Regions from separate parts of the Homo sapiens genome. Here region 2 is linked to region 1. The links are chromatin loops, found by intact Hi-C in ENCODE. Cell type or tissue: HepG2. All regions are shown on one strand. Links, peaks and the distances in the headings refer to the core of each region. The heading gives the core; the rest is flanking DNA. Region 1 has its middle 26 kb from the start of MIR4703. Region 2 has its middle 19 kb from the start of INTS6-AS1.

The links. Hi-C counts contacts between places; a loop is a spot of excess contacts. Peaks named below come from ENCODE experiments on the same cell type or tissue, not always from the same donor. Only the 100,000 strongest peaks of a DNase experiment are listed, where the experiment ranks them.
Region 2: a loop joins it to region 1, with 2.7 times the contacts of the local background. A loop is called at or near these places in 1 of 110 quality-filtered maps.

The regions. Positions count from the first base shown.
Region 1 is chr13:51,518,613-51,534,154 of GRCh38, reverse strand. No RefSeq gene overlaps it. Among named protein-coding and RNA genes, the nearest start is that of MIR4703, 26 kb to the left of the region's middle. In HepG2, for the core only: no CTCF peak of the experiment used is centred there; DNase peaks (open chromatin) are centred at 9,694 and 10,804.
Region 2 is chr13:51,465,069-51,480,610 of GRCh38, reverse strand. It overlaps the pseudogene RN7SL320P. Among named protein-coding and RNA genes, the nearest start is that of INTS6-AS1, 19 kb to the right of the region's middle. RefSeq lists an enhancer at 779-1,978. In HepG2, for the core only: no CTCF peak of the experiment used is centred there; no DNase peak of the experiment used is centred there.

The DNA of each region.
Region 1 (15,542 bases), core at 4,926-12,925:
CATTTTCCAGCTTCCGTTTTCTTTGAATGAGACATTAGTGTATCAACTGAGCTGCCTTCACTCTAGTCCCCAATATCTTTCCTTTATCAGGAGTGTGTCAACATGAAAACAGAACTATTCATGATTTGTTTTCCTGTAGACAAAGTCACCAGGTGATTATTTTGTCTACAAGTTATTATGTTATTATGTAGATGAATAAGTGCATATTTAGGCCAACAAAACAAAAAAAAAAGCCCTTTAAAAACTTTTAGAAAAGAATTCTGCAACAGAACTGTTTGCTTGGGTTTGCCTACTCCAGAAATGTAGACCTGGACTCAAATAGATATTGCTCACCTTAGCCAGGTATATATAATAATAATACAGGCTTGGCACAGTGGCTCATATCTATAATCCCAGCACTTTGGGAGGCTGAGGGAGGTGGATTGCTTGAGCCCAGGAGTTTGAGACCAGCCCAGGCAACATGGTGAAACCCTGTCTCTACAAAAGATACAAAAATTAGCTGGGCATGGCAGCATGCATCTGTGATCCCAGCTACTTGGGAGGCTGATGTGGGAGGATTGCTTGAACCTGGGAGGCAGAGGTTGCAGTGAGCCAAGATGGCACCACTGCACTCCAGACTGGGTGACAGAGCGAGACTCTGTCTCAAAAACTAAAATAACAACAATAATAAATAATACCAGAAGAGTTTATTTACTTGGAAGTTTATAAAAACCACAAAACATTCGTTGACAATGAAGTTACTCTCTAGAATTAGAACTGTATTTCATAGAAATATGCAATTTTCTTTGCATTATTTTTCCCCCAAACAAATTTAAAGGTTTCTGATATTCTCCATATCTTTCTAGTGAGATCTCTCAGAACAGTTTTGAAAGAACTGAAAACCTTCCAGCAGTGTTTTTTAGTGGGTGAGGGGAGAGGAATTTCAATCAGTAACATCTTAAACAGCTCTCAAATTGTCCTTGGACCAGACCACGGGACTCCACAGTAAGTTCCCCTCTCTGCATACCACAGTCTCAGGAATCTTTCTGATCTTCACTTCCATTGTAATCTAATTCTTGTGCCCTTGCAATTTGATACCTCAGACTGCACCTTCCTCCCCAAGTTCACTACTGCCTGAGCCAGAGACTGTGTTTCCCTTTTTCTGATATCCCACTGCTAAAGGCCATGCTCCCACACCCAGTTCTCAGTCTCTGTACCCTAACTCAAGTCAGCTGGATTCTCCAGTTGCAACAACGGCATTCTCTGAACTTGTGGGTTAATGCCCAGCATTTTGTGTGATCTTTGGTAGTGGAAAGTGATGATTCACACATCTCATGGTCCTCTGGTCTGGAAAGTTCTTAACCACTGTCTATGTAGCATTGAACCCTGGCAAATTCTGAGAAATGGGTTTTCAAGAACCCACTTTAAGAGTGTATCTACCACATCCTATCTATCCAAAAGAATTCTGTGTGTGCTAGAGAAAGCATCACAAGTTTGGGAGTAGACGCTGCTCTCTCCCTATTCAGTGTCAATTAGAATTTTTCCAGTGCATCCCAAGAGGCACCAGATATTGAAGGCAGGACTTTCTACTCTTTTTGCCCTTACAATTCTTACAGTTGACTTCTTCTAGAGGCAGGGGAGTATGTCTTGTTTTAAAATTTATTTTTTTAATTATACGTTAAGTTCTAGGGTACCTGTGCACAATGTGCATGTTTGTTACATAGGTATACATGTGCCATGGTGGTTTGCTGCACCCATCAACTCGTCATTTACATTAGGTATTTCTCTTAATGCTGTCCCTCCCCCAGCGCCCCCTGCCTGACAGGCCCTGGTGTGTGATGTTCCCCACCCTGTGTCCATGTGTTCTCGTTGTTCAACTCCCACCTATGAGTGAGAACATGTGGTGTTTGGTTTTCTGTCCTTGTGATAGTTTGCTTAGAATGATGGTTTCCAGCTTCATCCATGTCCCTGCAAAGGACATGAACTCATCCTTTTTATGGCTGCATAGTATTCCATGATGTATATGGGCCACATTTTCTTTATTGACTCTATCACTGATGGGCATTTGGGTTGGTTCCAAGTCTTTGCTATCGTGAATAGTGCCACAATAAACATACGTGTGCGTGTGTCTTTATAGTAGCATGATTTATAATTGTTTGGGTATATACCCAGTAATGGGATTGCTGGGTCTAATGGTATTTCTGGTTCTAGATCCTTGAGGAATCGCCACACTGTCTTCCACAATGGTTGAACTAGTTTACACTCCCACCAACAGTGTAAAAGCATTCCTATTTCTCCACATCCTCTCAGCATGTGTTGTTTCCTGACTTTTTAATGATCACCATTCTAACTGGCATGAGATGGTATCTCATTGTGGTTTTGATTTGCATTTCCCTGAAGACCAGTGATGATGACCACTTTTTCATGTCTGTTGGCTGCATAAATGTCTTCTTTTGAGAAGTGTCTGCTCATATCCTTTGCCCACTTTTTGATGGGGTTGTTTTTTTTTTCTTGTAATTTGTTTGAGTTCTTTGTAGATTCTGGATATTAGCCCTTTGTCAGATGGGTAGGTTGCAAAGATTTTCTCCCATTCTGTAGGTTGCCTGTTCACTCTGATGATAGTTTCTTTTGCTGTGCAGAAGCTCTTTAGTTTAATTAGATCCCATTTGTCAATTTTGACTTTTGTTGCCATTGCTTTTGGTGTTTTAGTCATGAAGACTTTGCCCATGCCTATGTCCTGAATGGTATTGCCTAGGTTTTCTTCTAGGGTTTTTATGGTATTAGGTCTGACGTTTAAGTCTTTAATCCATCTTGTGTTAATTTTTGTATAAGGTGTAAGGAAGGGGTCCAGTTTCAGCTTTCTACATATGGCTAGCCAGTTTTCCCAGCACCATTTATTAAATAGAGAATCCTTTCCCCATTGCCTGTTTTTGTCAGGTTTGTCAAAGATCAGATGGTTGTAGATGTGTGGTGTTATTTCTGAGGCCTCCATTCTGTTCCATTGGTCTATATATCTGTTTTGGTACCAGTACCATGCTGTTTTGTTTACTGTAGCCTTGTAGTATAGTTTGAAGTCAGGTAGTGTGATGCCTCCAGCTTTGTTCTTTTTGCTTAGGATTGTCTTGGCAATCTGGGTTCTTTTTTGGTTCCATATGAACTTTAAAATAGTTTTTTCCAATTCTGTGAAGAAAGTCAGTGGTAGCTTGATGGGGATAGCATTGAATCTATAAATTACTTTGGGCAGTATGACCATTTTCACAATATTGATTCTTCCTATCCATGAGCATGGAATGTTTTTCCATTTGTTTGTGTCCTCTTTTATTTCAGTTGAGCAGTGGTTTGTAGTTCTCCTTGAAGAGGTCTTTCACATCCCTTGTAAGTTGGATTCCTAGGTATTTAATTCTCTTTGTGGTAATTGGGAATGGGAGTTCACTCATGATTTGGCTCTCTGTTTGTCTATTATTGATGTATAGGAATGCTTGTGATTTTTGCACATTGATTTTGTATCCTGAGACTTTGCTGAAGTTGCTTATCAGCTTAAGGAGATTTTGGGCTGAGACGATGGGGTTTTCTAAATATACAATCATGTCATCTGCACACAGAGACAATTTGACTTCCTCTTTTCCTAATTGAATACCGTTTATTTCTTTCTCTTGCCTGATTGCCCTAGCCAGAACTTCCAACACTATGTTGAATAGGAGTGGTGAGAGAGGGCATCCTTGTCTTGTGCCAGTTTTCAAAGGGAATGCTTCCAGTTTTTGCCCATTCACTATGATATTGGCTGTGGGTTTGTCATAAATAGCTCTTATTATTTTCAGATATGTTCCATCGATACCTAGTTTACTCAGAGTTTTTAGCATGAAGTGGTGTTGAATATTGTCGAAGGCCTTTTCTGCATCTATTGAGATAATCATGTGGTTTTTGTCATTGGTTCTGTTTATGTGATGAACTACATTTATTGATTTGCATATGTTGAACCAGCCTTGCATCCCAGGGATGAAGCCAAGTTGACCGTGGTGGATAAGCTTTTGATGTGGTGGATAAGCTTTTGCCAGTATTTTATTGAGGACTTTCGCATCAATGTTCATCAGGGATATTGGCATAAAATTCTCTTTTTTTTGTTGTGTTTCTACCAGGTTTTGGTGTCAGGATGATGCTGGCCTCATAAAATGAGTTAGGGAGGAGTCCCTCTTTTTCTGTTGTCTGAAATAGTTTCAGAAGGAATGGTACCAGCTCCTCTTTGTACCTCTGGTAGAATTCAGCTGTGAATCCATCTGGTCCTGGACTTTTTTTGGTTGGTAGCCTATTAATTATTGCCTCAATTTCAGAACCTGTTATTGGTCTATACAGAGATTCAACTTCTTCCTGGTTTAGTCTTGGGAGAGTGTATGTGTCCAGGAATTTATCCATTTCTTCTAGATTTTCTAGTATATTTGCATAGAAGTGTTGATAGTATTCTCTGATGGTAGTTTGTATTTCTGTGGGATCAGTGGTGATATCCCCTTTATCATTTTTTGTTGCATCTATTTGATTCTTCTCTCTTTTCTTCTTTATTGGTCTTGCTAGTTGTCTATCAATTTTGTTGATCTTTTCAAAAAACCAGCTCCTGGATTCATTGATTTTTGAAGGGTTTTTTGTGTCTCTATCTCCTTCAGTTCTGCTCTGATCTTAGTTATTTTTTGCCTTCTGCTAGCTTTTGAATTTGTTTGTTCTTGCTTCCCTAGTTCTTTTAACTGTGATGTTAGGATGTTGATTTTAGATCTTTCCTGCTTTCTCTTGTGGCATTTAGTGCTATAAATTTCCCTCTACACACTGCTTTAAATGTGTCCCAGAGATTCTGGTACATTGTGTCTTTGTTCTCATTGGTTTCAAAGAACATCTTTATTTCTGCCTTCATTTCATTATTTACTCAGTAGTCATTCAGGAGCAGGTTGTTCAGTTTCCATGTAGTTGAGCGGTTTTGAGTGAGTTTCTTAATCCTGAGTTCTAATTTGCTTGCACTGTGGTCTGAAAGACAGTTTGTTGTGATTTCTGTTCTTTTACATTTGCTGAGGAGTGCTTTACTTCCAACTATGTGGTCAATTTTGGAATAGGTGTGGTGTGCTGAGAAGAATGTATATTCTGTTGATTTGGGGTAGAGAATTCTGTAGATGTCTATTAGGTCTGCTTGGTGCAGAGCTGAGTTCAATTCCTGGATATCCTTGTTAACCTTCTGTCACGTTGATCTGTCAAATGTTGACAGTGGGGTGTTAAAGTCTCCCATTATTATTGTGTGGGAGTCTAAGTCTCTTTGTAGATCTCTAAGGACTTGCTTTATGAATCTGGGTGCTCCTGTATTGGGTGCATATATAATTAGGATAGTTAGCTCTTCTTGTTGAATTGATCCCTTTACCATTATGTAATGGCCTTCTTTGTCTCTTTTGATCTTTGTTGGTTTAAAGTCTGTTTTATCAGAGACTAGGATTGCAACCCCTGCTCTTTTTTGGTTTCCATTTGCTTGGTAGATCTTTCTTCATACCTTTATTTTGAGCCTATGTGCATCTTTGCACATGAGATGGGTCTCCTGAATACAGCACACTGATGGGTCTTGACTCTTTATCCAATTTGCCAGTCTGTGTCTTTTAAATTGGGCATTTAGCTCATTTACATTTAAGGTTAATATTGTTATGTTTGAATTTGATCCTGTCATTATGTTAGCTGGTTATTTTGCCTGTTAGTTGATGCAGTTTCTTCATAGCATCGATGGTCTTTACAATTTGGCATGTTTTTGCAGTGGCTGGTACTGGTTTTTCCTTTCCATGTTTAGTGCTTCCTCCAGGAGCTCTTGTAGGGCAGGCCTCTCTCAGCATTTGCTTGTCTGTAAAGGATTTTATTTCTCCTTCATTTATGAAGCTTAGTTTGGCTGGATATGAGATTCTGCGTTGAAAATTCTTTTCTTTAAGAATGTTAAATATTGGCCCCCACTCTCTTCTGGCTGTAGGGTCTGCCGAGAGATCCGCTGTTAGTCTGATGGGCTTCCCTTTGTGGGTAACTTGACCTTTCTCTCTGGCTGCCCTTAACATTTTTTCCTTCATTTCAACCTTGGTGAATCTGACAATTATGTGTCTTTGGGTTGCTCTTCTCGAGGATTATCTTTGTGGCGTTCTCTGTATTTCCTGAATTTGAATGCTGGCCTGCCTTGCTAGCTTGGGGAAGTTTTCCTGGATAATATCCTGCAGAATGTTTTCTACCTTGGTTCCATTTTCCCTGTCACTTTCCGGTACACCAATCAAATGTAGATTTGGTCTTTTCAGTAGCCCCATATTTCTTGGACTCTTTGTTCATTTCTTTTCACTCTTTTTTCTCTAAACTTCTCTTCTTGCTTCATTTCTTTAATTTGATCTTCAATCACTGATACTCTTTCTCCCTCTTGATCAAATCGGCTTTTGAAGCTTGTGCATGTGTCATGAAGTTCTTGTGCCATGGTTTTTGGCTCCATCAGGTCATTTAAGGTCTTCTCTACACCCTTTATTCTAGTTAACCATTCATCTAACCCTTTTTCAAGGTTTTTAGCTTCCTTGCGATGGGTTAGCACATGCTCCTTTAGCTCAGAGAAGTTTGTTACTACTGATCTTCTGAAGCCTACTTCTGTCAACTCATCAAACTCATTCTCCATCCAGTTTCGTTCCCTTGCTGGCAAGGAGCTGTGATCCTCTGGAGGAGAAGAGGTGCTCTGTTTTTTGGAATTTTCAGCTTTTCTGCTCTGGTTTCTTCCCATCTTTGTGGTTTTATCTACCTTTGGTCTTTGATGTTGGTGACCTACAGATGGGCTTTTGGTGCGGATGTCCTTTTTGTTGATGTTGATGCTATTCCTTTCTGTTTGTTAGTTTTCCTTCTGACAGTCAGACCCCTCAGCTGCAGGTCTGTTGGAGTTTGCTGGAGGTCCACTCCAGACCCTGTTTGCCTGGGTATCACCAGTGGAGGCTGCAGAATAGCAAATATTGCTGCCTGATCCTTCCTCTGGAAGCTTCATCCCAGAGGGGCACCCACCTGTTTGAGGTGTCTGTTGGCCCCTACTGGGAGGTGTTTCCTAGTCAGGGTACTTGGGGGTCAGAGACCTGCTTGAGGAGGCAGTCTGTCTGTTCTTGGAGCTCGAACGCCATGCTGAGAGAACCACTGCTCTCTTCAGAGCTGTCAGACAGGGACATTTAAGTCTGCAGAAGCTGTCTGCTGCCTTTTATTCTACTATGCCCTGCCCCCAGAGGTGGAATATATAGAGGCAGTAGGCCTTGCTGAGCTCCAGTGGGCTCTGCCCAGTTAGTGCTTCCCTGCCTCTTTGTTTACACGGTGAGCTACCCAAGCCTCAGCAATGGTGGATGCCGATGGAGGGGAGTATGTCTTAACCACAAAGGCAACTGTTTGCAGATCTCACATGATGCTAATTTATCCTGACTCAGCCCACCCTAATTGTCCTTATACCTGACTTATAATTCAAGTATTTTGGTTTTCTACTGGTTTTAGGGATATTGTTAAAATTTCTTCAAGTCCACATTTACCCATTCACTAACCCTATCCACAAAATATTGACAAACTGAGTATTTGAAGAGTATTTGCCTTGCTTTACTTTTATCTGGTACACCTGTCTCCCTATCCTCAAATTCACATACAACAATTCCATATGCCACCTAGTCCATCAAAACAATGGCTTCTACAACTGCCACTTCCCTACATTCTCAGCTTTCAGCTGCAAATGAATTAGTACAAAAAAATTGCTTCATTATTCTACACCATTGCTCACACTGTCTGTTCTGTCCTCTGTTGAAGACCCTTTGCTTTATGCCCAGTTCTTTCTTCTCCCAACTCCCTTGAACTTGAACATTGTGATAGTCAGTGTTATGTGTCAGCTTGACCGGGCTAAGGGATGCCCAGGTAGCTGGTAAAACCTTATTTCTGGACGTGTCTGTGAGGGCGTTTCTGGAAGAGATTAGCATTTGAATCAGCAGCTGAACAAAGAAGATCCATCCTCCCCAATAGGGGCAGGCATCATCCAACTGGTCGAGGGTCTGAATAAAACAAAAAAGTAGAGGCAGGGCAAATCTTCTTCCTTTTTTAGCTGAGACATCCATCTTTTCCTGCCTCAGACATTGGTGCTACTCGTTCTTGGGACTTCAGCCTCAGACTGAGGCTTACATCATCAGCTTTCCCTGGTTCTCAGGCCTTTGAACTGATGTTGAATCACTATACCAGCTTTCTTGGTTCTCCAGCTTGCAGATGGAAGATTGTGGGACTTGGCCTTCATAATCACATGAGCCAATTCCTATAATCAATCTCTGATATTGTTTGAATATTTGTCCCCTCCAAATCTCATGCTGAAATGTGATACCGAGTGTTGGAGTGGGGCTTGGTGGGAGGTGATTGGATTATAAGGGTGGGTCCCTCATGAAAGGTTTAGCACCGTCCCCCTGGTGATGAGTAAGTACTTGCTCTGATTCATGTAAGATCTGGTTGTTTAAAAATGTGTGACACCTCCTCCCTCTGTATCTTGCTTCGGATCTCACCATGTGACATGCCAGCTCCCTCTTTACCTTCTGCCATGATTGGAAACTTCCTGGGGCTTCACCAGAAGCAAATGTTGGAGCCTGCAGAGCCATGAACAAATTAAGTCTCTTTTCTTTGTAAATTATCCAGCCTCAGGTGTTTCTTTGTAGCAATTCAAGAACAGCCTGATACGATCTCTTTGTCTCTCTCTATATGAATATATATGCAGTCACTGTGCCACATAATACATTTCAGTTAACAAACAGCATGTTCAACAATGGTCCCATAAGATTATAATACTGCATTTTCACTGTAACTTTTCTATGTTTAGATACACGATTACTTACTATTGTGTTACCAATGTGTATGGTATTCAGTACAGTAACATGTTTGTAGCCTAGGAGCAATAGGTTATACCAGATAACTTGGGTGTGTAGTAGGCTATACCATCCAGGTTTCTGTGGGTACACTCTGTGATGTTCACACAATGACAAAAGTGCCTAACAAAGCATCTTAGAATGTATCCCCATCATTAAGCAATGTAGTATTGTATAGCTATATACTATTGGCTCTACTTTTCTAAAGAGCCCTGACTAATACAGCCGTCAAACTGTTTCTTGCTTCTCACATCTGACCTCACCCAGGACTTCATTCTTTCAGGCTTACCCTGTGCCTCATGGCTACAGGGGGAAACTTATCTACGTTTTATGCTCTGGCTAGACTAAACTATTTCTTCCCTCTGCATAGGCTATTTCGTCTGCCTGGAATGACCTTCTTTGTCTTTGCTTTCCTGGAGAATGCCTATTTCTCCTAAATAGCTCATATTTTGCATATGCAAAGTTTCCCTCATCATTGCCCTCTTCCTCAACCCAAATTAACCACTGCTCATGGTGAGCTATTATGATACCTTGACATTACTTCTGTTGATTATCATACTACAGTAGTCCCCCTTATCCACAGTTTAGCTTTCAGTGATTTTGTTATAAGTGGTCAACTGTGGTTGGAAAATATATGGGAAATTCTAAAAATAAACAATTTATTAACATAAGTCTTAAATTTTCCACCACTCTGAGCCGCATGATGAAATCTTGCACCATCCTTCTCCGTCCTGCCCAGGATGGAAATCCTCACTTTGTCCAGCAGATCCACACTGTTGACACTCCCTGCCCCTGAGTCACTTTATTTGCCCTCTCTGTTATCAGATCGACTGTCACAGTATCACAGTGTTTGTGTCCACGTCACCCTTAATTTACTTAATGATGGTCCCACAGTGAAAGAGTGGTGATGCTGGCAATTTGGATATGCTGTCAAGTGCTTATGTTAAGTAAAAAGGTAAAAGTTCTCAGACTACTAAGGGAAAAAACTCATATGCTAAGGTTTCTAAAATCTACAGTAAGAATGAAACTTCTATCTGTGATATTGTGAAGAAGGAAAAATAAATTTGTGCATCGTATAGACAGAGTTTGGTAGTATCTGTGGTTTCAGGCATCCACTGGGGGTTTTGGAATGTATTCCCCATGGATAAGGGAGGACTACTGCATATAGAAATTATTTGTTTATGGGTCCACTTCTCCATTCTATTTGGATTTCTTGACATCAAGGCTACATAATGCTTAGGACATATTAGGCCTTCATTTGTTTATTCATTCTTTAAAAAAATATTAATAGACGACCTTATATGTTCCTGTTCTCACAGAGCAAAGGGGAAGGTGAAGGCAGAAATAGCTGTTTTGTGCACATGCATTTTAAGTCAAACTGCATTACAACTTGACCTGATTGCCTTTCTTTTAATTCTGTGATTGACCACTGCTCTTCAAAAAGGCCTTGATGGAGGCCTCATTCGAGTTCAGTGGTTCTCGATTCCTGTGTTTGCTTTGACTTTTCCTTAATAAACAAAACCAAAACTCCAAATGGTCAGTGACAGGCATAACCTTGTGTACCTGAGCATGGTAATGTGTCATTTTACCTCAACTTGGTGTTTTTCACTTAGGAAAAATTTTTGGTCATTATAATCCAGGATTTTTAAAAAAAAATACACCAATTTTTTTAAAATTAGAGAAAATTTAAGACTGAGACATTTAGTCATTTTTCTTGAAAATTTTGTTTTAAAGTTTTTTAAAAAGTTGTTCTCAGCAGAGCTGGCATAGGAGGCAGACAGTGTGGTTTGGTTTGGGGCAGAGGGGCCTGTGGATTCAAGCACATGGAGGTGTGCCAGCCACAGCTTCCTTCCTTCCTCCCCCAGCCTTTGGCGTCACCATTGAGACTGCCCTCTGGCTCAGACCAGAAAGACAGCCACGGTGAAAAAGCCTGGTTCCTAGGATGGGAGGGAAACTGGCCAAATCTGTTTAGACTGTAATGACAACACCAAGAACTACTTTATCACAGTTGCTCATCAGGAGCAAAGGAGGTTGCCTGGGGTTGGGTGAGGAGGGGGCTGGTAACTGTAAATGGGCACGAGGGATCTTACTGAGGGATGAAAATGATCAAAAGCTGATTTATGGTGTGTGGTTGCACAACCTGGTAAATTCACTAAGAACAAAAAACAAATCATTCAGGCCGGGCTTGGTGGCTCATGCCTGTAATCCCAGCACTTTGGGAGGCCAAGGCAGGCAGATCACCTGAGGTCAGGAGTTCGAGACCAGCCTGGCCATCCACCTGAGGTCAGGAGTTCAAGATCATCTTTTGGTAGAGATAGTGAAATCCCATCTCTACCAAAAAAATAAAAAACTCAAAAAACAAAAAGCACAAAACAAAAATTAGCCAGGTGTGTGGTGGCATGTGCCTGTAATCCCAGCTACTCAGGAGGCTGAGGCATGAGAATTGCTTGAACCTGGGAGGCAGAGGTTGCAGTGAGCCGAGATCGTGTCGCTGCACTCCAGCCTGGGTGACAGAGCAAGACTTATTTCAAAATAATAATAATAATAATAATAAGTGAAGGCCGGGTGTGGTGGCTCATGCCTGTAATCCCAGCACTTTGGGAGGCTGAGGTGGGCAGATCACGAGGTCAGGAGATTGAGACCATCCTGGTCAACATGGTGAAACCCCGTCTCTACTAAAATACAAAAAATTAGCCAAGCATGGTGGTATGTTCCTGTAGCCCCAGCTACTTGGGAGGCTAAGGCAGGGGAATCACTTGAATCCGGGAGGTGGAGGTTGCAGTGAGCAGAGATTATGCCACTGCACTCCAGCCTGGCGACAGAGCAAGACTCCATCTCAAAATAAATAAATAAATCGTTCAACTGTACACACTTGAGATGGGTAAATTATATGATATGCAAAATATACATCAATACAGTTATATAAAAAGCAGGGTGTACAATAGTGTATTTAATATGCTACCATTTAAATGAAAAAGTGGGAAACCAAAAAGAAAGGCAAAAAAGACTGAACTTTAATGAAAAGGTATGCAAAAAAATAAATGCTTTCAGTATCTCCGGGCTTAGTATTAACGTGCCAAAATATGAGCACAGGTCCTGGGGGTGGTAGCCTAGGGGGAGAAGGGCAATGAAGGATATCTGTACTGCTGGTCTCCACGGGTGCTGCGCTGGAGGCTTTGGTGGGATGCCTCTCTCTCAACATACTGTGGACTGTACATGAAGCTGTCCTGCAGGCAATTTGATTTCATGTGTGATCCAGCTAAAGCTCTATATGCCACATCAGCAAATGGGAAGGGGGCAGGAGCATACTTGGGTATCATCAGGTGGGCAGCATTAGCGTACGAGGGCTGAGGGGCAGGCCTTTGACAAGGTCAGGCGTTGGGGGTGAAATAACCTCCCCAGAAGGACATTATTCTGAGGGGCGCACAGCCGTATAAAAACATGTTCAGACAATGCCATTAGGGGAGCATGGCTGTCCACAGCAAACTGGACAGGAAAAAGAAGCAGTAACCCATGCTGTCCTTGGTGATCTTCTCTCCAGAGACTTCTGCCTGGAGTTTGGTGACCTGGCCTTGGAAGACATTGTAGAGAGAAGTGCCCAAGGGGTGAGTTTGGGGAAGAGATGTGCCAGTATAAGAATTCAGGTTTGATGATTATTATTTGTAGACGTTGAATTTATTTCACATTTTTGTTTCATGGAGCACAAACATGTTCCCTTTTAAAAAGTCACTGGTAAAGGATTGGAACAATTTACCCTGACTGTATACTGGAGACCCCAGGCACAGATCTACTGAACGACCTGGCCAGAGTCAAGGCCATTCACTAAGGACAGGACCAAAGTCATCATTACTGAAAGTTTTGTGAAAATATCTTTTTGTTTTCTTTTCAAATATTCATATATGTTCACTATTACTTTGAAAAAAAAAAAAAGCCAGATTAGTCCCTTAGAGTCCCTGGACTCTGGCCTTCTTTATTATACTTTGTTTTCAGCCAATTCTAACTTGCTAAGAGGCCAACCCTGATTTCATATGGTATTTACCTTCCTATAAACTGCAGGAACAGACTAAAATTTAGTACTGATTATTTTTAAAGGCTATTTTTTTCAGTTTATAAACCTAAAGGCTGTATTTTAGTGATAAGTAATGAATTGAATAGTGTTCCCCCCAAAATTCATGCTCATCCAGAACTTTCAGTGTCACCTTATTGGGAAATATCACCTTTGCAGATATAATTAATTAAGATGAGGTCACACTGGATTAGGATGGGCTTTAAATCCAATGACTGGTGTCTTTATAAGAGAGAGGAGTGGGAGATTGAGACCCAGAGATACAGAAACACACACAGGGGGAAAAAAAAAGGCTATATGAAGATGGAGGCAGAGCTTGGAACGATGTAGCCACAAGCCAAGGATTGCCAGCCGCCACCAGAACCTGGGAGAGAGGCATGGAGCAGATTCTCAGGCAGAGGCTCCAGAAGAAATCAGCCCTGCAGACACCTGGATTTCAGACTTGCAGCCTCCAGAAATATGAGCTCATACATTTCTGTTGTTTTAAGCCACCAGCTTGTGGCAGTTTGTTTTGGCAGCCCTAGGACACCCACACAGCACACATTTCAAAGTTGCCTTTACTTGAGCAACCCTGCACACCCAGCAGCCTGAGAGACTGTGTTGAAATGTGGAGCAGATCGTGCTGCAGCTCTGCTCAGAGAAGGGGAGTCGATGGAATGGTATGAATGCTGCATGATCTATGCCACCCCCTGCCCTCTCTTACTTCCTTTCGTGTCTTTTTTGCCACACATGCCTTTTTGATATTTTCCCAGCACACCTCATGCCCTTTGCTTTTGTGTTCATTCTGGAATGTTCTTTTGGTGATATACAGACAGCTCCCTAGCTCACCTCACCCAGCACCTATTTAATAAGACTTTCCCTAACCTCTCTATTTAACATCACCACCAGTATCCCTTAGGACCCTTGCAGCTTAATTTTTCTCCTTAGCACTTGTCACTGTCTAGTAGATTATATATTTTACTTATTTATTTCATGGATTGTCTGTCCTCCCCAACAGACAGGGATTTGAGTCTGTTCTGTTCACTACTATATCCCCAGCACCTATGTGCCTGCCACATAGCTGACGCTCAATAAATATTTGTTGGATGAGTGAATGCATACATCGTTGTGCAATTGTACTTTTATGTTTATCTATGACATGCCTAATTTCTGGATACCTTGCATAGGAATAGCTTCCAGAGCTAGCATTAGAACTTATGCTACTGTTTTGGATCCTTGACTTCCCTCCAAAGCTGGACATTTGGCAGCCCAGAGCAAAGAGCATCTGGTGTTCCTAGTACCCATGCTGTGTGCCAACAGAATTAGTATGGTTCTTGGAGGTTGGTGGATTAGTCTGCTTAGGCAAAAAAAAAAAAAAAAAAAAAACACCACAAACTGAGTGGCTTAAACAGCAGAAATGTATTATCCCACAGTTCCGGAGGCTGGAAGTCTGAGATCACAGTGTCAGCCTGGGTGGGTACTAGGGAGGGCCTCTTCCAGGTTGCAGTTGGCCACTTTCCCCCTGTGTCCTCACATGGGGGAGAGAGAGCAAATTCTATGATGTCTCTTCTTAGAAGGGCATTAAGCCCATCAGGAGGACTGTACTTCATGATATCATCTAACCCTAATTACCTCCCAAAGGCCCCATCTCCAAATATCATCACATAGGGGGTTAGGGCTTCAACCTGTAGAATTTTGGGATGGGGGACATAATTCAGTCCTCAGCAGTTAAGTTTCCTGAAACCATCAGTGTCACATCCAGTAATATGGGGCTAAGTAGGCCTTTGTGCAGTAATATCTTCTCTAACAAAAATGAATATAGAATTTTAAATACTAAATTCTTTGGAGTAATATAGGCTATATCTCATTCATATATTGACAACCACCTGAATACAGAAACATATCAATCGTTGATGACATATATGCAGAACCTGTATACACTGAATTATTTACCTCCCACTCTGCATGTTGTGGTGAGTGGTTTAACATGCAACCTAGGGTAGGTTGGAGACACAAATGAATCTCCCTTCTCCTTTCCCTCTAAGATGCTCTAATCTTAAGAATGTGTGCTGTTAACAAGGACAGCACCACAGGTTCTGTATCTCTCAAGTGTCCCTCCAGCATGCCCCAGTGTGAAGCCTTCCTACTCCACAGCAGATGTCTCAGCTGTGTGTCACCCGTTCAGGATGGCTGGGTAGGAGGGTGTGGATGAAGTCACTGCCAATCGTCCCTGCTATGAGAACAACCTAAAACACATGCCCTCCAGACTGTGGGTTAATCATATGCATTTCCTCATAATAATGAAAAGTGGCTTTCGAGGCAGGAAATCAGCTTGGCATCATCAAGTTACGTGACCGTGGGCAAGTCATTTATCCTCTCTGGGACTTGGTTTTCTCAAATTTGTCGGGTCAGCTTCCTTCTAAATTAATATTAAATTGTGACAATGGCCTGTTTTTGTGAAGTGAGGAAAAATAACATATAACCCACAAAGCAGAGAAAAGGGAAGGGCCAAGATGGATTACAATGCACTCATTTTGGAGAAAAAGGCAGATTGAGGGGCAGACCCCATTGCATCTGGCTGGAACTCAGAGAACAATTTATGGTGGGCTCTGTTCCTCCTGCAC
Region 2 (15,542 bases), core at 3,358-11,357, 52 kb after region 1:
GGATAGTCCATATTTGGAGCTGATTTTAGAAGAGTTAGAGATTTGGGATTTATTCAAGAAGTGTTCATTTAATGGCAATCGTGTGCCAGGCATCATTCTAGGCCCTAGAGATCTATCAGTGAACAAAATAGACTAACACCCCTGTCCCTACAGTTTCCAGTATGGAGAGTCAAAAAATAAATAAGTAAATAAGTTTATGTCAGCACAAAGCATTGTGAAGAAAAGTGGGAAAGGGGAATAAGCTATGGTCAGGGTAGTCAGGGGAGACCTCGTGGAGAATTCATTCAAGTGAAGACTTCAAGGGGGTGAGGAAGCAAGTCATGCGGATGCCTGGGGGGTGGGGGGAGACACATTCTAGCCAGAGGGAACAAGAAGACTGAGGGGAAGGAGAGTAACAGACAAGGTCAGAGTCTCATTGTGTAGGACCTTATAAATTGTAAAGAATTTGGCTTTTATTCTGAACGAGATTGGTGTCATGGATGTGACTTCTATTTTAAAAGCATCACTTTGGCTGCTGTGTTTAAAATAATGTGAAGTGGAGACGGGCATAGTAGTGCACATCTGTAGTCCAAGCTACTTGGGAGGCTGAGGTGGGAGGCACTCGAGTGCCCAGGAGGCTGAGGCTGCAGTGAGAATGTTCAGAATGTTCTGTGTCGGCACTGATAGGCTCAAGACTACAGACCTCATGATGTTCATGCCACTGCACTCCAGCCTGGGTGACAAAGTGAGGTCCCAGTCTCCAAAAAAAAAAAAAAAAAAAAAAAAGAGAGAGAGAGAGGGAAGTGGAATAAGGGTAGAAGCATCGAGATCAGTGAGGAGGCTATTATAACAACCCAGGAAGAGTTAACGGTGGCTTAGACCAGGGTGGAGGCGGTGAGAAATGGTCAGATACTAGATGTATTTTGTAAATAGCAGTCCAGATATGTTGATGATTTGAATGTGAACTGTAGGAAGAAAATGTGTGAATTTCAGCGTAGAATATTTGTATTTAAGTAGCACTATCTAAAAGCTCCCAGTAACATGAAGACTGGAGTGTGAGGAAGGGGACAATAGTGAAGACAGAGATTTGAGAAACATTCACAGCAGTGCTATCTAAGTAAGGCAAACTTTAGAGAGGGTCTCTGAAGCAAAGTGGGTGTGTGTACAAGATGTAAATATACAGCTAGGGAACATAATGGAGGAGACTGAATAGCAATGTGAAGGTTTAGAGAGTAGGAAGAGGAAGCAAGAGTGACAGGGGAATAGGATATTTACCGTCATCAATTCTAACTCACTGGATTTTGTACTTTGTGACTCAGTCTTTGAAAGAGAATGAGTCAACATAGTACTATTATTGCTATTTTTGGAAGTCTCCTACTAATGGTGATATTATCCAATCTTATTTGTGATTAAGGCATTTATCGTTTGCATTATCACATAACACATCTAACAGTTGACAGAACTTTGATTTGACAAATCAGAGGGGTGACTGGTATTCTTTTACCTTTTGAGTGCCTTTTGTTTCAGGCTGCTTAATTTGTACATATGAAAAACGTGTTACACTCACCTGTGATGAGCTGTCTTCTTCTTTGCCTAGGCAGTAACCTCATTCTGGCTTAGATTCTTTTTTTAAAAAAAAATGTATAAAACACTAGGATTAATTCACTGTTCATTTTTTGTGCTTATACATCCTTAACAGGAGCGAAAGTGGCTTTCCCTTTATGTGTTCAAAGGACTCTGTGAATTATAGTTAAAAGCGAGTGTTACATAAGCAAGGACCTCTGTGCACAAACAAGTCCAAGATTGAGCGGCAGAGTGAGGCGTCTCCTCTTTAACAGAAAGAGGCATTGAACTATTCAGAATGTTCTGTGTCGGCACTGATAGGCTCAAGGCTACAGACCTCATGGAAGTGTGGAGTTTTCAACAAATGTCCTCCAACTTGACTAATTTGGATTTGGTTTTTCCTCATGGTCCTAGGTCAGCAATACTCTTTTTTTGCTTGCATCTCATCAGCTATGCTCACCACTGTGCAAACTCGCGGTTATAATTCAGTTAGGCCTCCTCTGCATCTCTACACCCTGTGAAGCATCCCCCTGACACCCTCTCTGTTCCACAGACCACAGAAATTTTTTTCAGCCTGGGAATGCTCCCTTAACCCTTTCCTACTGCTTTGTCTGAATATATTTAGTGACTGAGAACATGTTTACATTATGATTATCATTATCAAGAAATATCTTCTAATGCATAATGAATTCTGACCTAAAGATTTTTTAATTTAGAAGCTTCAGGTTTCAAAAAATATATTTGTACATTTTCTCACCAATACTAATTAACATAAAACAGACTGGAATGAACTTGTAATAGCACTAGCCAGCATCAATTGAGAGATTACCATATGCCAAGCATTTTCTATCTTTTAACTTGTTTAATTCTTAAAACAAGTCTATGAGTCAAGTATTACTGTTATACCCATTTTACAGATAGGACAACTGAGTCTCAGATCATTAAATGTTGTTAAACATGCAGGTCATACAGCTATAAATTGGATTTGAACTCAAGCTGTCTGTCTCTGCAGTCCACATGGAGTTCCTACACTCCTCTGCTTCTGTACTTGTTCAAGAAGAACACTTCATTTATTTTTATAGCTGAGCCCTTTGAGTTTCTTAAGGGTGACAGCATTATTGGCATTTTGGATGGGATAATTCATGGTTGTGCGGGACAGTCAGTCCCACATTTTGTAGACTGTTTCATATACTTAGTTCCTGGCACTGAAAGTCAGTGGTTCACTGCCTGACCTTCATCCATCATTGAGAAATGAAAAATGCCCTCATACCTTTCCAAATGTTTCCCAGTTAAATGTCTCTGGCTGAGAGTCAACAGGGGGAAAGCCTGTATCAATTAAAAATAAATAAATGCATGCGCCCCTGCTTTGTGTGTTTGTGTGTGTGTGTGTGTGTGTGTGTATATACCAGAAGTTTTCTAAAAGTTTCGTAAGTTTTTATAAATAAGTTTACAACTTTTAACAACTGCTATAACTTTAAAAACACAGCAACATAAGTGAAAGGCAGATAAAATAATCAGGTATGAAAATGAGGTCTTTTTTAGGTATGGCTGCAATGCTTCTCTTTATTATTTGTGAATAAACAATTTTGAGGCTAAAGATCATGTATAGTTTAACACTCATTATAAAGTAAGATAAACTCTACTGTTTACCCATCTGCCTAGCAAACTTTTTTTTTTAATAGTGCAAAGGTAAACTTGAATTCAGCCTGTGCCAGATCTCAAAGTCACACATCTGAAAGTCATGATTTTTTTCCTATGTTTATTTTTGGCCGTCAAACTTCAGACCACTACACAAATGCCTGTTGCCTTTTTACCAGCTCCAATCCTTCCTCAACAAAATCATAATAAGCAAAAATATTTAGTAGCGTAAAAGTGAATTTTGGGGTATTGTCTTTTCTAAGCTACGCTAGGTACCCTTTACGAGACTGTACAATTGGAGCTAAATCTTCAAGGTCATCACGTAACTAAACCACTTACAAGGCTGAAATGTGAACTTTTCTTAACTCCATTTTTAAATGACTCCTTCTCAAGGATGTTATAACAATGCTCTGAGCTATGTACTGGGAGGAATACATTTATTTAAGGAGGAAAAAGGGTCAATTATAAGATGTATCTTGAAATAGATACACTTAGAAGTTCCATCCCCTTTTCTTCGCTTATTAAAATAGCCTACCAGCTTTAAACAAAACATTTTATAATTTTATGATGTATCTTAGGAACTGTCAATAAGGTAACAACATTAGGTTTTGTTCTTGCCCTCTATTGCCTAGATGTTTTGCAATATGCTGTCAGTGCTTGAATAACATAGCAGATGAGATGCCTTGATGTCCCTGAGGATTTAAAATTTAGGCCTCTTATTATTAGAACAATTTAATGATGATGTTGAGATTTAAAATAAGAATATCCCTTTGAAAGCTATGATATGACAGACAAACCTACATACTCTGTGGTAGAGCAGAGTGTTGAAATTATAAATCAGGCAAAATGAAAGCAACTCACAAAAAAATGTTTTAGCAGTTTCTTAACATTTGATTTATTGAAACTTCCCTAAAATAATTTTATACCTGAGAAAATAAGGCAGCTCATACTTTAGGAAGTACTTTATCCATGTGTGTATGCATTTTTATTTCATTTTTAAACGTCTAACATGTCACCCATTTTTACTTACCCTTTCTTTGAGCAAGGGTTAGAGACAGCTAAGAGAAATAGGGCATCACTTGCACTTACCAGGCCCTTTTTTGTGAAAGAATATGGCAGTATCCTGTAACTGAAATTTCTGGTGGCTTCCTGCCAGGGGAGTTTGCTTAGCTTGATCTGTGAAAAAGAGCAAACTACTGGATCTGAATAGGTTTCAGATTCCTTATGAAGGTGAAAATGGTCCTTAAAGTATAAAAGGATCTTGTTGGTGAGAAAAATAAAGAGCACTTTAACTGAAATTAAAATTTTTTATCTGCAAAAGGCTGAGTGGATTAAAGGGAGACAGCAAGTAACAAGAGTGACATGTTTAGGAAAAGCTCAAGATGAAAAAAATTGTATTACTGTAGAATGAGGGTTCTACCTAGAAAAATACAGATGAATCAGACTAGGAGTTTAGAATAAGGCATGTAACCTAATCATTCACTAATTCAACAAATATTTGAGCAGATATTATGATGAGTAAGACATGGTCTCAAGCTCTGCTACATACTGGAACTGAGTATTGAACCAAGGGCTCAAGAGTCAGGAGTGGTTTTCTGAACTGGGTTTGGAACAGTGATACGGAGTCTAGCTAGATAAGGGGATGCTGAGGATGGCAAATGGAGTTCTGGGGGAGAGGGCAATGCAGAAAGAAGGAGAGAACTATATTAGCAGTCATAAAAGATATAGTTATCCTGAGAAACTACAATTTAATTAAGCTTAGTGAAATGAGTACACATTCTATTTATGTGGGAAGGAAAGGAACATAAAACAAGTTGGGTATTACAAAGATTCTACAATGGAGATCATGAAAAACTAGAAAGAAATATAAATATGGAAGGAGTAAAGAAAACAAGTTTAAAAAGTACCATCTGGATGGTTAAGAAGTTTAGGAAAAAATGGAAAGAATTAAACATGTGCATTTTATTTCAGCTATTTCTAAAATATATTTATACCTAAACAAATTCTCAGGGGGAAGGGAGGGATAGGGAGAGATTTGTTAAAGGATAGAAAATTACAGCTAGACAGAAGGAATAAGTTCTAGTGTTCTATACCATGTATAGATGTAGGATGACTATAGTGAACAATAACATAGTTTCAAATAGCTAGGAGGATTATGTTCCCAACACAAATAAATGATAAATGTTTGGGATGATGGATATGCTAATTACTCTCTCTGATCATTATAGATTATGGGATCCAAAAATCACAATGATGAATACGTACAATTATTATTTGTCAATAAAAAATAAAATTAAACAAATTCTCCTTCATCATTGAGCCTGACTTCAAGCAGTGAGAATGTTGCCAATGAAATGATAGTGTTGACATAAGTACCATTATTAAGAACAAGACATATGCTAAATTGGGGTAAAATAGGGGTTGTGGCATCCGTATGAAAGAAGTGAAATTAGGCTAAATAAGTTAAAGAAAGACAAAGGTTATCTAAAATAAGCTGAATTACAGGTGATGGGAAAAATCTAAGTCAAGAAAAAATAAGCAAGAAAAAGTTCAAAAGAAAAAAGCATGTACAACTTACTGGTGGAACTATGGTAGCTTAAAAACTGCAATTTGAAGATATATATATATATATATCTACATATACATATACATATTAATTAACTGGATAATGGAGTCAGGTATTTTAGTAATTATGTAGAAAAAATAAATCTTGCAATAAAGGGGAAAAGTTTGGGTTTGAACTTTATATATTGACTGAATTCATCACTTACAGAATGAATTCAATGAACTTTTAGAATGGCTAGAGTCCCTTCCTTTTTACACACACATGTACATCCACTCCTTTCCTATTTAGTTCACATTAAAGAAAATATTTAGGCAAAGATTTTATATGAACTGTTTTGCCCACTTATTTAAAAACAATGACTTACATGATTAAAGTCCAGTATAACAAAACATTGGATTGTTTTTCAGCCTTTTGTTTTATCATTGTATTGACTGCACACAATGTATCTTGTGTGTGAGAGATGTTAGTCTAGTTGTTTTCATATCTATGAAATTCTGCTAACATTTTTAATTTATGTGTGAAAAGTGATTTTAAAAATATATAAAATGACAAATAAATATTTGTCTTTTTCCTCTTATTGCTTCACAAAATCAAATACCCTATATAAAACTTCTGGTATTGCCATTGTAGTGGTAATGCCTACAGCAAACTAGAAATTCTTGTGACTGAAATAAAAAACCCACCAGGAATGATGGCATGTGATTGCTTGAGCCCAGGAGTTAAAGTCCAACCTGAGCAACATAGTGAGACCCCGTCTCTAAAAAACAAACAAACAACTCCAGTGATCCCCAAATACACATCTTTTGAAGATCAAGATCTTTACTTAACAATATATTAGTACAAATAAATATTTATGGTAAAATTTTAATGGTTCAACAGATGTTATTTTTTAAACACGTCACCCATTTGAATAGGCTTTATTTATGATACGATACATAATTTAATGATAAATATAGTCATGCATTGCTTAATGGGATACATTCTGATAAATGCACCACTATATGGTTTCATCATTGTGTGAACATCATAGAGTTTATTTACACAAACCTAGATGGTATAACCTACTCCACACCTAGGTTATATGGTATGGCCTATTGCTCCTAGGCTACAAACCTGTACAGCATGTTACTGTACTGAATACTGTAGGCAATTGTGACACAATGTTATGTGTGTGTGTATAAACACTAAAAAGGTACAGTAAAAATATGATATAAGAGAACAAAATGGTAACGTGGATAGGGCACTTACCATGAATGGAGCTTATAGGGCTGGAACTTGCTCTTAGTGAGCAAGTGAGTGCTGAGTGAAAGTGAAGGCCTAGGACATTATACTACTGTAGACTTTTTATATAAATACTGTACACTAAATTTATATAAAAATGTTTTTCTCTTTTCAATAATTAGCTTACTGTAATTGTTTTGCTTTATAAACTATTTTCTTAACTTTTTTTTTTTTTTTTCAGACAGATTCGCTCTGTTGCCCAGGCCGGAGTGCAGTGGCGCAATCTCCGCTCACGGCAACCTCCGCCTCCCAGGTTAAAGTGATTCTCCTGCCTCAGCCTCCCGAGTAGCTGGGACTACAGGCACTCGCCACGCCTGGCTAATTTTTTGTATTTTTAGTAGAGACGGGGTTTCACTGTGTTAGCCAGGATGGTGTCGATCTCCTGACCTCCTGATCCGCCTGCCTCAGCCTCCCAAAGTGCTGGGATTACAGGCGTGAACCACCACGCTGGCCTTTTTTTTTTTTTTTTTTGAGACAGAATTTCGTTTTTCTTGCCCAAGCTGGAGTGCAATGGCGCGATCTCCACTCAAGGCAAACTCCGCCACCCGAGTTCAAGCAATTCTCCTGCCTCAGCCTCCCGAGTATCTGGGATTACAGGCGCGCACCACCACGCCCAGTTAATTTTTTTGTATTTTTAGTAGAGACGAGGTTTCATCATGTTGGCCAGGCTGGTCTTAAACTCCTAACCTCAGGTGATCCACCTGCCTTGGCCTCCCAAAGAGCTAGGACTACAGGAGTGAGCCACCGCGCCCGCCTTTTTTAACTTTTTGACTCTCCTATAATAACACTTGGATTAAATCACACGGCCGGACGCGGTGGCTCAGGCCTGTAAATCCCAGCACTTTGGAAGGCCCAGGCGGGCAGATCAGGAGGTCAGGAGATCGCGACCATCCTGGCTAACACGGTGAAACCCCGTCTTTACTAGAAATACAAAAATTAGCTGGGGGTGGTGGCTTGTGCCTGTAGTCCCAGCTACTTGGGAGGCTGAGGCAGGAGAATCGTTTGAACCCGGGAGGTGGAGGTTGCAGTGAGCTGAGATCATGCCACTGCACTCCAGCCTGGTGACAGAGCTAGACTCTGTCTCAAAAAAAAGAAAAAAACAAAAAACAAACAAACAACACACACACAGACACACACACACACACACACACACACACACACAGCTGGATGCAGTGGCTCACGCCTGTAATCCCAGCACTTTGGGAAGCTGAGGCGGGCGGATTGCTTGAGTCTAAGAGTTCGAGACCACCCTGGGCAACATGGTGAAACCCTGTCTCTACTAAACATACAAAAAATTAGCCAGGCGTGGTGGTGCGTGCCTGTAGTCCCAATTACTCGGCAAGCTGAGGTGGAAGAATCACGTGAGCCCAGGAAATCAAGGCTGCGGTGAGCTGTGATGGCGCCACTTCTGCCTGGGCAACCAGAGTGAGATTCTGTCTCAAAAAAACAAAACAAACCCCCTAAAAGAAAAAACAAACACACATACATTGTACCCCTGTACAAAAATATTTCCCTTCTTTATATCCTTATTCTATATGCTATTTTCTATTTATTTACTTTATAAACTTTTTTGTTAAAAACTAAGACACAAACACACACATTAGCCTAGGCCAGCATAAGGTCAGGATTCTCAATGTCACCGTCTTCTATCTCCACATGGTGTCCTGCATGGTCTTCAGAGGCAATAACAGGCATGGAGCTGTCATCTCCCACCATAACAATGCCTTTGGATACCTCCTGAAGGAGCTGCCTGAGGTTATTTTACAGTTAACCCTTTTTTTATAAATAGAGGAACATACTCTAAAATAATGGTAAAAAGTTTAATATACTAAATATATAAACCAGTAACAGTCATTTATGATCAAGTATTATGTAATGTACATAACTGTATATACTTTACTTTTATATGACTGGCAGCATAGTAGGTTTGTTTACACCAACATCACCATAAACATATGAGTAAGCTGTTGTTCTATGACATTACAACTGATGTCACTAGGCCCTAAGAATTTTTCAGCTCCCTTATGATCTTATGGAACAGTTGTATATGTGGTGCATCCATGATGGAAACATCATTATGTGACTGTACAATAAACAAATATTTTCCAATTCATAAAACACAAGTAGAGGAAAAAGTTACTTATATTTTAAAATTTTTGAGACTGTAGTGCACATTCATTGTCCATTGTTCAAATGATAATCTGGTTAATCAAATTAGTTTTTAAAAGTTGTGGTACCAGTATTTTAGTGCAAAATGGCAGTTTAGTAAAAATTTGTTCTTCTAGTAAAAGTTATCTTATTACCACATTGAATTCATTGCATGTATGAAAACACTGCACAATTACTATGAAAGAAATTTGGAAACATTACCACTTGTTTTATCTTTTCTAACAAAATAAGAGCTCCCTGTTCTTCAGCATCTACTAGATGACAGGTATAAGCCAGGAACCACACATGCATTCTTTCTAATCTTGGCAACAGCCCTGCAGTGACAAAGATCACCAGTCGCCCGACACCTATCCTCGCCTTCCTTACTAATTGCCTCAGTTTGGTTGGAGGTGGCCATATGTGCAGCCAAAAACTACATTTCCCAGCCTCCTGTGCAAATGGAAATGGCCACGTGATATAGTTGGCAAATCAGATCAATAGTTGGACACTTAGGCACAGTTCTAGAAAATCTCGTTTTCTTTTTTTTGAGACGGAGTTTTGCTCCTGTTGCCCAGGCTAAAGTGCAATGGCCCGGTCTCGGCTCACTGCAACCTCTGCCTCCTGGGTTCAAGCGATTCTCCTGCCTCAGCCTCCCAAGTAGCTTACAGGCACCCACCACCACACCTGACTAATTTTTGTATGTTTAGTAGAGATGATGTTTCACCATGTAGGTCAGGCTAGTCTCGAACTCCTGACCTCAGGCAATCCACCCAACTTGGCCTCCCCATAGTGCTGGGATTACAGGTGTGAGCCAGAAAAATCTCTTTTTTAAAGGAAGGCCAGCTCAGCTGGCATGCTTTCTTTTCTCCTTCCTATTACTTCTACCAAACCAAACCTACAATACTTGAGGTGAATTAGGTAATTATGAGTTGACAAACACATATTGAGAATGGCTGAACAAGAAAACAGAGAAAGCTTAATGTTCCTGATGACATTATGAAGTACACAGTGGACAGATGAGGCCTGGACTGACTACCTCAGACATATGTGATAAAAATAACCCTCGTTTTTCAGGTGAACCCTTGTTATTCCCAGATGAATGCAACTCTCAATTGATTCATCCACAAAGAAAATGTTGACTTTTAGTCTGACAAGGGACAACCAGCTGGTAGAAAACAGAATAATTTGATACATAGATATCAGAAGAATTAATGATCTGATTTAAAAGTGTTTTGAGATCCTTGGATTTAAAGTGTTATATATCATGGAGAAGACATAATGTTAAGGGCTATATAAACATTTCCCTTAATTTTATTTCAATAAATTTCTACCTTGGGCAAGTTTATTTAACCCTAGTTCTCAGTTTACTCATTTTTTAAAAATTAGAGACAGATGGGGTCTTGCTATGTTGCCCAGGCTGGAGGGCCGTGGCTATTCACAGGTGCCATCCCACTACTGATCAGCATGGGAATTTTGACCTGCTCCATTTCCAGCCTGGACCAGTTCAGCCCTCCTTAGGCAACCTGGTAGTTCCCTGTCCCGAGAGGTTACCATATTAATGCCAAACTTAGTGCAGACACCCACTTGGCATAGCACACTATAGCCCAGAACTCTTGTGCTCAATCAGTTCTCCTGTCTCAGCCTTCTGAGTACCTGAGACTAAAAGTGCACACCACTATGCCTGTCCATTTACTCGTTTTTAATACTAGAGAAGTGCACTCAACTATTTCTAAGATTCCTTACAGAGAAAACTATTAACATGCTGTACACATTGGCTTATCATGAAAAAACAATGATGATGACAACCTAACCTGCTCCTGAATGCATAATTCCTCATAATCTTGTGAATACAAGTGAGCCATAAATGTTCATGATACAAACTTTAGTATGTAAGAATCATATTCTCCCTAAGAGTTAGAGGAACAGTTTACGAAGATATGTAGTAATAGATGCAGTACTGAGAATTCACATGAAAGTGCTGAATGGAGTCACTAAAAGAACATGGACTCCAGTCTTTATTTTTGCTTTTCTAGATAGATTGTGCTTTTATTAAAAGAATGATCAAAAGTACCATACAAATACAACACAGGATATAGTGAAAGTTCCCTTATCCAACACTGATATTGTGATTGGTGAAGGGAAAAAGTCAATTTAAACAGAGAAATTTAAAAATGATACATACATATCTTTAATTTTAAATTTTAACTTAAACTACAAATGTATTTCATTTGCCAACAAAATATCTGTAAATTTCTACTCACTTTTTCGAGACTTTTGCAGTTGTTTTGCTTATACTTAATTTGCCAGTAATTTCTTTAGTGACTGACTTTTGTTTCATATTTCACTGGTTTACCTATTTAATTAATTAATTTCAATAACAAGTTTAATTGGTATAAGCAGGTTTGAGAAAAAGGCAACTGACTTCAGTAGCATAAAACTTGTAGTAGGAGCAGAGGTTCACAAATGTATCAGAGGGAATTCTACTAGTTTTGAGCTACAAGCATGTGTTAAAGAACAAGAGCCAGACATGGTGATTTGTACCTGTAGTCCAACTACAAGGGAGGCTGAGGCAAGAGAATCACTAGAGCCCAGGAGTTCGAGGCTGCAGTGAGCTGTGATCATGCCATTGCACCCAAGCCTGGGCGACAGAACAAGACCCTATCTCTAAAAAGAAAAAGTAAAGAAAGAAGGAACAAGGAGCATCAGTTAATCTGGCAAATTAAGTAGATGTAACGAGAACTCCTTATGTGCCTATCATCAGTGATAGATATTGCATAATAAGATGTTAAACTATTTTATTCACACTTTCTTTTAGAACATCGGTCTTTGGAGATTAGTGAACTGAATATTAAAATGACATTCTCACTAACGTCCCCTTTTATCCTTCCCATTTTCCTGTGAGCAAATTCCTGCCTTACATGATACTTTGTTGATGGTCTCCCTGACATCTTCCTTTATGCCTGTGTCTCCCTTGAATCCCGGTTCCTATAGTCATCACAAGGTTGGGAAACCTGTCCCTAACCCCCAATTCCCACAGGTGGGCCAACAATAAGCATCGTCATACTTACCCAGCATTCTGCCTCTGAATTCAGATCCAGGTTCTTGTTCCATGTTGCTTTGTGACCCTGGACTATGTTAATTCATGTTACTTAGTTTCCATTTCTTTTTCTGAAAAAGTAGGAACACTTAGCTTACAGGCGTGTTAGATTAAATGACCATGGGGAAGCTCTGACACAAGTAGACAGTGAAGTGTCCGTTTTCTTTAACGCCATTTCCTTAATACCAGTAATATTTTGCCTTTGCCTGTTACTTCCCATCACATTCCTGACACAGCGCTCTGAACCCTCACAGGCATGCTTGTTGAATCTCCTAGAGGTTGACCACCTGCTTGCCAGCGTGGCATCTCAGCCCATCAAGAGTCCAGATGACTTGCTTGCTTGTCCATATTATTCCCATAGCTACCAAAGCAATCTCCCTGAAGAACTTGGCTGGGTCTTTAGTCTCACTGGTTAGTGTGGGCAGCTGTCCACTTCTCACAGCTCCCTCTGCATACATCCTCTCCACTTCTGATTTCCTCTATAATTGTCATTCAACACACATTAAACATTTACTAAATACTGGTTATATTAGGGTTCTCCAGAGAAACAAAAGCAATGAAAGATAGATCTATCTATCGATCTATCTATCTATCTATCTATCTATCTATCTATCTATCTATCTGTCTGAGATTTATTATACGGAATTGACTCACATGATCATCGAGACTAAATCCCAAGATTTGAAGTTGAAAAACTGGAGACCAGGAGAGTCAGTGGCATAGTTCTAGACTCCCCTGAAGGCCTGAGAACCAGGAGAGCAGATGGTAAAGTTCCAATCTGAAGGCAAGTAGGCTCAAGACCTGAGAAGAGCCAGTATTACAGTTTGAGCCTGAAAAACACCAATGTTCCAGCTCAAAGGCAGTCAGGCAGAAGGAACTCTCTCTTACTTAGCCTTTTTGTTCTATTTAGCCCTCAACTGATTGCGTGAGGTCCACCCACATTAGGGATGGCAGTTTGCTTTACTCAGTCTATAGATTCAAATGTTAATTTCATCCAGAAACACCCTCATAGACAGACCAAGAATAATGTTTGAGCAAATACCTGGGTATCCTGTGATCCAGTCAAGTTGACACATAAAATTAACCATCACACTGGGAATTGTGCTAGTTACTTTGCTTGTATTCTTGTTATTATTTCTGGTCTCAGAGAAGTCATTGCTCCATCTTTCACATCCTAATGACCCCATCTATGAAGCTGACCCTGTCCTCTCCTGCTCCAGAGACCTGCCATACCAATTATACCTTTCTCACAGCCTCAGTTTTTCCTTGCTCTTTTTCTACCTAAAAACATATTAGAGTTTTTCCTTTATCTTTTTTTGTGCAAAAAGAGAAGTTATATATTCTCTGACTTCATTCACTACAACTCCTAGTGATCTAATTTACCTTATTTCTTCTGTATCTATATTCCACTAAAAAGACGTATAGGCCAGGAGTGGTGGCTCATGCCTGTAATCCCAGCACTTTGGGAGGCCGAGGCGGGCGGATCACAAGGTCAGGAGATCGAGACCATCCTGGCTAACACCGTGAAACCCCGTCTCTACTAAAAAAAATACAAAAAAATTGGCCAGGCGTGATGGCAGGCACCTGTAGTCCCAGCTACGTGGGAGGCTAAGGCAGGAGAATGGCGTGAACCCGGGAGGTGGAGCTTGCAGTGAGTGGAGATGCGCCACTGCACTCCAGCCTGGGAGACAGAGTGAGACTCCGTCTCAAAAAAAAAAAAAAAAAAAAAAAAAAAGACTTATAGAAGACAACAATGGCTTTCTTAATCTAACATCTTAGTCTTTGCTTCATTTGATGTTTTGGTAATTTTTTAAAAAACCTACTTGCTTTTCTAAGAGCAAAAGATAAATTTTTTTTTCTCTTTGCTTTGAGAAGTCAGGTCCCTGGTTCTATACCCTCTTCTCTAATAATTTATAAAGTTCCTCTTTCTTGTCCTTTTCTCTTGGGTAAATGCTCCTCATAGTATTTGGAACTCTTTTTTTTTTTTTTTTTTTTTTTTTTTTTGGCATTTATCAAATCCCACTCCATGTTTTAGTTATTTCAATAGTACAGGCTCAAAAGGGAAACACCTGGACTTTGGTAAACTCTATCAGAAAGATTTTCCTGGTTAAAATGTAGTAACATATACATGCAAGCTTTAAGTGACTGGTTCAGATATCTAATAATTCTCTATGAAGGCTTAAGTAATTTGCAAAGCTATTAAAAATTTCTAGCTGAAACGCTCTTTCTCAAAAACTTTTATAAACTGTTTTCTCATGGAGAATACTGCAAATATAAACTAAACTTTCCAGGTGAACAATCTGGCCATATGTATAAAGAGCTCTAAAAATGCATTAATAAATTCCCATTCTTGACATTTATCCTAAGGAACTGGAGATGCCTTAAGTCATCCCTGACTCCTTTTTCTCAAACCCCACACTAAGCCAATAAAAACCCATTTCTCACCACCTTTACTGTTATCCCCACTGTCTAAAAGCCAACATCATTGCCCACCTGGATTACAGCAATAACCTCCTGACTTTCCCTGTTTCTACCCTCTATAGTTTACTTTCACAGAATAGCCAAAATGGTCAGATAGCCCTCTGTGCAAAACCCTCCAATGCTTTCCTATCTCTGGGCATAGAGGCCAAATTCCACTTAGCATCAGAAGTTCCTCTTGGATTTCTTCACCTCCTACAGCTTTCCTATGAACTCTGCTTCAGCTATTCTGGCCTGCTTGCTGCTGTTCCTTAAATATGCCAGATCCACTCCAAACTCAGGGTCTTTACATGCTTCTCTTTGCCTGGAATGTTTTCCTCCAATATCCATCTGGTTTGCTGCCTCACCACCTTCAGGTATTTGATCAAATGCCATTTTATCATTCTTTCCTGACCATCCTATTTAAAACTATAATCCCAAGGCCCCTACATCATCACTTCTTATTCCCCATCCCTGATTTAGTTTTCTCCAGAGCACTCATCACTATTTGATGTAATTTATAGTTTACATCCTTATTGTCTCTCTTTCCTCCTCCCCATGAGGGCAGGGACTTTGGACTGTTTGTTCACTAATGTATCTCCAACATTCAGAGCAGTAACTAGTGTTCAAAAAATAGTAGTTGAATTATTACAAATATCTATGTATAGGGCTGTTCAATGCAACATTATTTATAAAAGTAAAACATTTAGACATTAACAAAATGTCTTAACAGGAAAATAAATCACAATACATCTATGGGATAAATTATGCATTTATGAAAAAGTCATATTTTTACAAATTATTTAATGATAT